2 separate regions of the Mus musculus genome follow, and region 1 is linked to region 2. The links are chromatin loops, found by intact Hi-C in ENCODE. Cell type or tissue: left cerebral cortex. All regions are shown on one strand. Links, peaks and the distances in the headings refer to the core of each region. The heading gives the core; the rest is flanking DNA.

Region 1 (2,500 bases), core at 1-2,500, 93 kb before region 2:
GGCTCAGCAGTTAGGAGCACTGACTGCTCTTCCAAAAGTCCTGAGTTCAATTCCCAGCAACCACATCGTGGCTCACAACCATTTGTAATGGGATCCAATGCCCACTACAATGTACTGCTATGCCTCACATACATAAAGAAAGACATCTTTTTTAAAGAATGTCTCCTACAGATTCATATGTTAGAGGGTTGGTTCCCGTTGATGGACATATAGGAAGTACTGGATTCTGAAGGTAATGAACTAAGTCAGAACAATCAGTGAATTGTTAAGGCAATGACATCACAGTCAGAAGTAGAAAGTGGTGCACAGCTGGCAGTAGTAGCTGAGTTCTCAATCATTACCTGTCTGCTGAAGATAAGATAGATATCCAGACTCTGTATCATTCAAAAATGAATTCTACCATGCAGTTTTTTGATGACATTTCTTATATTTTTGGTTGTGAGCCTAGCCTTTAATGGCCGAGCCATCCCTCCAGCCCAGTGACATTTCTTAAAATGATTTTTTAAATTGTTTTTCCCAAAACAAACCTCAGGCCAATTCTGGTATGAATTATCTTACTGCCTCCTGTAAACACAGAAAAATTCTTACAGACAAGAGGGCTTTATTTTAATCTCTACTCTAATTAATCAATCCATCTGATGATTCCCGGCCAACATATTCTCATTTTGCCACATGAGAGAATTAGAGCTGAGGTTTCCCTTCAACTCTGACAACAGGCCATGGCTACTACTCAGCAGGTTTTGTAACCTCTTAGCTTTGCCAAACCTCAGCAGACAGGGACTGGGTTTCTACCTCGCTGTCTTTCCTAGAGAAGCTAAAGTATTGACAGTGTCACCTCCCTTCAGCTTTTAAGGCTTCCCCCTGTTGTCACCCTTTATTCTTACCATTGTACCTGTAGCAGAGCTCAGGTGACAGCTTTGTCCTCCAGCTGCTATACTGGAGGAGGCTTAATTCTCCGACTCAGGGTTACTACTTAGCTAGTATTATGCAGTCCAAGAGTGGTTGGGTTTTCCTTTAATTGCCTCAGGCAATGCATGACTTTAATGGCTAGCCCACAGCCAATGTCACCTGGCAATGTTCTTCCAGAACTTGAATTCTGTTTATTTACTTATTGGTTGATTGACTGGTTGATTGATTGGTGAGTGTGTGTGTGTGTGTGTGTGTGTGTTTATCTGTGTGTCTGTGAATGTGTGTGTGTGTCTGTGAATGTGTGTGTGTCTGTGAGTGTGTGTGTGTGTGTATCTGTGTGTCTGTGAATGTGTGTGTGTGGGGGTCTGTGAATGTGTGTGTGTGTGTGTGTGTGTGTGTGTGTGTGTGTGTGTGTGTGTTACTTTGGATGTATATGCACATGTTCCTGGTCGTTAGAGTTGAAGTTGGGTGTTTTGCTCAATCTCTCCATACCTGATGCTTTGAATCAGAGACTTGATTTGGCTATGGTAGCTGGCTGGGTTTTGTCTCAGCGTCCCAGATGCTGGGCTGGCAGATACATCACACTCAGCTTTTCAGTTGGGTTCTGTAAATCAAAACTCTGGTCCTCACACTTCAGAGGCAGGTGCTTTCCTGTGTGATCTCTTCCCCCAGCCCTCAGACTGCAGCGGAGCACAGACATATATTACCGCACAATTAAAATTGGAGGTAGTTTAACTCAAACACAGGACTTTACCCTTAAGATTTGTAATCTTAATAATTAGATTGACGAATTCAGGCAATTGGAGGTAGTTTAACTCAAACACAGGACTTTACCCTTAAGATTTGTAATCTTAATAATTAGATTGACGAATTCAGGCCTGATCTCTGGGCTGTTCTTTCAACCTTGTGTATCAGCCAGTCAATTCTTGAAATTCCCACAACTCAACATGTACAGCACTGCCTCACATTTCTGATTGAAATCTTGTTATGCTATAATAGTGGTTTTTATAAACAAAACTCCATCTCACCTTCAACTCTCTCAAAATAAACCCACTTTGGTTTTAGAAACCCTTCCTCACTTGGAATGTTGGTACCACTTACAGTCATTTTGGCACTTACTATTGTAAAAAAAAAAAAATCAAAACACCACAGCTGACCTTTTACAGAACACTTGGGGATACACCAGTGTGTTGTTATGTATATTTTCTCACTACACTGCATTCCTATCTTCTTACATGTCCTGGGATCACAGGCACTGCTGCTGTTAACAACACTGTAGCATAGAGCTCTTGGAAAGAAATTATTGCTGATGATTACCAGTCTCTAAATATTTGGAGATAAAAACAAGAGAGACTTAGTCATCCTCCCGACAGGTAGGGTTTTACATGGGAAAGACTGGGCAAATGTCCAGCATTGTACACACCTGGACAGAGAAGCATCTGCAGGAGGAAGAACCATCAGCTCTACCGTGACCAAGAATATTGAGAGTGTGTAACAGAGACCCATCCTGGCATCTTTGTCAACAGCAGCTGGGATGCCATGTCACAGACCCGGGTTATCAGCACAAAGGTTTGTAAGCAGAAATTTTGAG
Region 2 (4,827 bases), core at 1-2,500:
TGTCTTGAGCCTCGAGAGAGCCCAGACAAAGCTCCCAGCCACTCCATGCCTCGCGGGACCCATAGGTGGTTAGTTTCACAGACCTGTCAGACCAGGGCAGTTAGCAAAGAATGGAAGCTTAACTTCTTCCCGAAGTTTTTTTCCTGATAGGAGGAAGTCCAGAGGACTAAAGCACAAAAAGGCCTGGGAAAGTTTTGACTGCTTCAATTCTCTGCCAAACCATCACCTAGACCAAGGTGCGCAGAGAAGGAAAAGCTGGGGCACACGTGTTCAGAAACACAGCAGAAATGCAACTTGAGCAGTCCTAAAGACAACCTGGAAAATTGCTTAAGAGACCCCAGTGGTGGAAAGGCACGTCCAGGTACCAGAGACTGGATCAAGCAGAGCCCAAAGGGAAGCCGGCTACCCCGACGTCACCAAAGTAGGGTGCGCCTGAGCTGTGTGCGAGAGGAAAGGGAGGGGGCGCGATCCGGGAGTCGGGGGAGGGGGTACGTTCGGCCCACTCACCCTCACTGCCGTACTGTTTGCCATTGTTCGCGCCCATCCTGTCGCCGTCATGCCCGCCTCCTCCCTGGACACTGCATAGCTGGGGCGCACCTCCCAGGCGGCGGGGCAGAGGAAAGCGGGCAGGACCGGACCCTTAGCTGCACATGCCCCTTCCAAGGGCCGATTTGGGCTTGGGGGTCCGCAGTGCTCTGCGACCGGAGGGGTGGGACTAGGTCCGCTCCTGGCACCCCCGAGGGTGGCGAGCCAGCTCCAGAGCAACCACCGGAGCTCTCAGATTCCGCGCTCCGGGCGAGTGGGAGCAGCGCGAAGCACAGCCCGCGCCCGGGTGCCGCCCCTAGACTCGCCGCTCCACCGCCGTGGGGTCCCCATGCGCCTCCGCGGTCCCCAGCCGTGCGAGCCGAGCCGCGCCTGCCCCAGGCTGTCCGGCTCCTCGGCCTCCGCCTCCGCCCTGCGCCCCCGTGCGTCCGCGGCTTCCCCGGGGAGGGCGCGGCGGCCACTTGTTGCGGTGCCCCGAGTGAGCAGAGACTTGTGGCCCGGCGCTGCTCGCCTGCGGGCCGGACTTTTGTTAGCGCCAGGCGCCTCCTCTCGCCGCCCAGCGTCAATCACAGCTGGAGCCCCCGGGAGGAAGGCCGGCCCGGAGATGCGCGGCCTTTTAAAGGGGCAGCACGCCTTTTCCGGGCTCCGGCTCCTGGTCCCCGCCAGGGCTCTGGCTCTCCGTGCCACTCGCGAACCCTCCGGCGTGAAGGACCGTGCTGCGCGCTGTGTTTTCTGTGGACTGTGGGCTTCAAGACGTTCTTCGAATTCCCCTGGAGTTGTCTACAAAAAAAATGGCCCATTTGTGACGTTTACTAGAAACATGCAGTCAGTGTCCGGTTCTGGCACATTTCTGGTACCTGTGCTGGCAATCTCCAGCGGCTCCTTGGGTTTCGGGGCTAACGCGAGGAATGGAGGAGGGGTAAGGAAAACTTGAGAGGAACTTAGCAAGGGAGTGGTCTCTGGAGAGCAAAGACATTCCCCGCCCTGAGAAGGAGGTTTCCTGGCTCTGAAGTTTTGAAAGCTTCCGAGACACGACTTTTTTTTCCCTCCTCATTTATTTATTTATTTTTCTTCTTGTAGTTGATGCCATCTTTTATTTAGTAACTTACTACTTCGTTTGGAGATTTACGTGGCGTTTGCAAAGCCCCCTCCTCCTTTAAATCGCCCTTTGGTGTTCCTTCCATTAAATAGGGAAAAAAAAAAGATAGAGAATCTTAATGTCCTACTCCATTTCTATGTAAGTGCCTAGAAAGTCTCACTGAAGATCAGAACGTTGTTCACGCAGATTTTTTTGGTGGTGAAACGAACACGCAGCAGTTTCTCCTTACAGATGTTGTAAATTAAATTAAAGCTTAGTGATATGTTTATCTTTATATATACATAATTCTTGAATAGAAACCCAGGAGTTAGTAAACAATGGCTTCTTATGAGATGATTTGACTTCTTGTAAATTCTCCTTAGATGAGTTCCTACAATGCTCTTCATTAAAGATAAAACATTATGTTTCAAAGTTTAAAATCTATCCTTAACCATGCAGATACCATATTCTTAAGTAAACGTGTAAACGTTCAAAGATAGAACAGAATAATTATTGTGTTGGGAACCTTTTTTGTCTTCTACTCCAAAGCCATAAAAGAATGTTTTAATGTCTTTTAAAATATCTAAACAGTAATGTGTAATTCCTAAACACTTGTCTAATGAGATAAAATTAAAAACATTAAAATTAAAATTAATTTATGATGGGCTCCCTACAAGATTCTGCTAGAAAACACAAAATCAATCTAAAAATGAGTAGACAGCAGGGCTGTCTTCCTGCACAAGATGGATTCTGCCTGGTCCTTGGGGTGACTTTGAAAATCTGAGCAATCTGCCTCCACTCCCCCTCAAAATTGCTAGGGTTGCAGGCATCTGTCTCCTACCTGGGTTTATATGGTGCAAAAGAACAAACCCAGGACTTCATTCATGCAGGGCAAACACTGTCTACCCACCGAGATAATCTACAGCCCTTGGTTCAGGAGGTTTCATGTCTCCATTTAAGAAACTGTGCGAATTTTACCCTTTTGGCAGCTTAGCTGAGGATAGACAGCACTAACTCAGGAAAGCAAGTGAGGCTCATCTCAGGCTTGGTGTGGCATTTTCAGTTTGTTATGCTTATGCTCTCTGTCCCTCTTTGTGGTTTACAAAGTATGGAAATGATGAAAAACAAAACCAAGGCTCAAAAAGTTCAGCCACCCAGAGTCCTCAGAGGAGAGCTCCAGACTACCCAGCTTCCGTCCTACCAGTCCAGGGGTTGCCTTGACTTGGCCATTACTCAACACAGAGTCAATGACCTGGTCTTTTGATCTGCCCATCTACCAAGATCTTTACTATTCAAGTAAAGCTGCCTGGGACAAGCATGTTGTAAAACAAAATAGGAAAAAAAAATGCTTAACATCACTCAAAAAAATAGAAGTTGACACAAATATTTGTTGGCCTACTCGTCATGAACGTTTGAGAACAGTAATCAAAAGAAAGAAAATTAGTATTCTTGTTAAACATCAAGGTGTATTCATATTTGAGTATACACACTACTTTTCAAAATTAAAATGTTGCATAAATGATTTTATGCAGGCCCAAAATTTGTTTTTTGCATACTTACCAACCCCCAAATTTTCATCACCAATTTACAAGCCTCTTGAGAACTAATATGTATTTCACCAACATACTTGACTTCCCAGCCTAGCTCCTAACACAAGGAATCGCTCATCCATCACTTGCAGAATGGATGAAAGCCAAGGAAAGAAATAGCAGTGGCCTATACAGTATTCCATCTTCTCTGTCTATGCCCCTTTAAGGTGCCAACCCACTGAAACATGAGTTTAAGGGAACAGTCTATGTCACCATGAAATGGAGTGAGAAAGCTCGCTCCACAGGATGGAATGAGTACCTCCTGCTGCCAATGGAACCAAAAACAGACTGGTTAGGTCATAGGTCATAGGCCCTAGAGGGGAACCAAATACTATTTTTCTGCTAAATAGACATAGTATTAAATCACCCCTAAGTTCTTAGCATTTACACCCATAGTAGTGCATCTCTCAACTCTTGTCAGAAAAGCTCCTTTGTATATGAGATGGCAACTAGTACAGAGACCCACAAGTGGTCAGTATACAGAGAATAAGACATGGTAGAGGGCTCAGCTCTAAATGGGACATCTAAATCATACCTCCTTCCCACAGGGTTCAGGGTAGCCACAATACAGACAGAAAGACAGAAAGAGCCAATGGTGGCAGAACAAAACATCTTCAGCAAAAACCACTGTTTGCCAGACATGATAGGGCCACTGCACACATGACCCCCGCTGCTGTGACTGCATGCATAAGACCTTCACAAGATCAAGCCAACATCAACCGAAGAGGTTCATGAATTCCCACCCCTACCTGAGCACCCTTTAGCAACCGATAGTTGCTGAGAGATGAAGAGACAGTTTTCTCTTGTGATGTGAACCCAGGAAGACAACCCATGCTCTTGTGAGTGGTCCTATCTCATACACTTATAGGCAGCATTAACTAGCACCTATTTACATTGTCCTGAGTGAGCCTGATACAAAAAAAGATAAACATTCAGGCTATCATTTGCTATTTTTATTTTCATTTCTGTTTTTTATTGTTTTCAGTGTTTGTTTTTGGAGACTCAGTGTTTGTTGGGCTACTTTGATAAACATATTAAATCTCTTATTAATACAAATGTCTTCTTTTCTAGGAGTATGTGTTATTTGTCTTATTGAAGTTAGACGCCAGCTTGATAGTTAACATAGTTGGTTCTTGTATGCCCTAAGCCATAGAGCTTGAGGTTAATATGAACTTGACACTGGTGATAGGCTGTCAGAGCCATGTTAAGGCAGCTGCTATTCTCGGGTGCTCAACAGTTTGCCTCCTTTCTTCCTCTGGTCCTTGGCTTCCAGGTCTTCAAAGGAACACAGTTCTTCTGAGGACACTATAAATAAAGCAGATGTGGAGGCTCTTTGGAAATGCTACTTGGAATCACTCAAAGATAGAACCTCTGTTGAAAATAAATAAATAACTACTGGAAGTCATCACAGAACATACTAGTCTTTGAGGCTGGGGAAATGGCTTAGTTTTTAGAGTATATGAGGCACAAGTGTGTGGACCTGAGTTAGTTCCAGGACAGTCTCATGAGCTGGCCCAGAAGTGCCTCTAAAATCCAGTGCTGTGCTAAGGGGGCTGAGACAGATACCCAAGCCATATGGATTGTTGAACTCCAGGTTCAGTGAGAGACTCTGTCTCA

What was found. A loop is a pair of places that touch in the nucleus more often than their neighbours do. Peaks named below come from ENCODE experiments on the same cell type or tissue, not always from the same donor. Only the 100,000 strongest peaks of a DNase experiment are listed, where the experiment ranks them.
Region 1: a loop joins it to region 2, with 2.0 times the contacts of the local background. A loop is called at or near these places in 2 of 42 quality-filtered maps.

What each region holds. Positions count from the first base shown.
Region 1 is chr15:26,801,539-26,804,038 of GRCm38, forward strand. The region is part of intron 1 of Fbxl7 (F-box and leucine-rich repeat protein 7); the gene reads right to left. Among named protein-coding and RNA genes, the nearest start is that of Fbxl7, 93 kb to the right of the region's middle. In left cerebral cortex, for the core only: no CTCF peak of the experiment used is centred there; no DNase peak of the experiment used is centred there.
Region 2 is chr15:26,894,506-26,899,332 of GRCm38, forward strand. It overlaps Fbxl7 (F-box and leucine-rich repeat protein 7), which reads right to left and starts at 1,059. Exons shown (of 4, transcript NM_176959.3): 1 at 508-1,059. The coding sequence starts at 544. In left cerebral cortex, for the core only: a CTCF peak has its summit at 1,017; DNase peaks (open chromatin) are centred at 475 and 1,104; H3K4me3 peaks cover 1,717 bases; H3K27ac peaks cover 362 bases.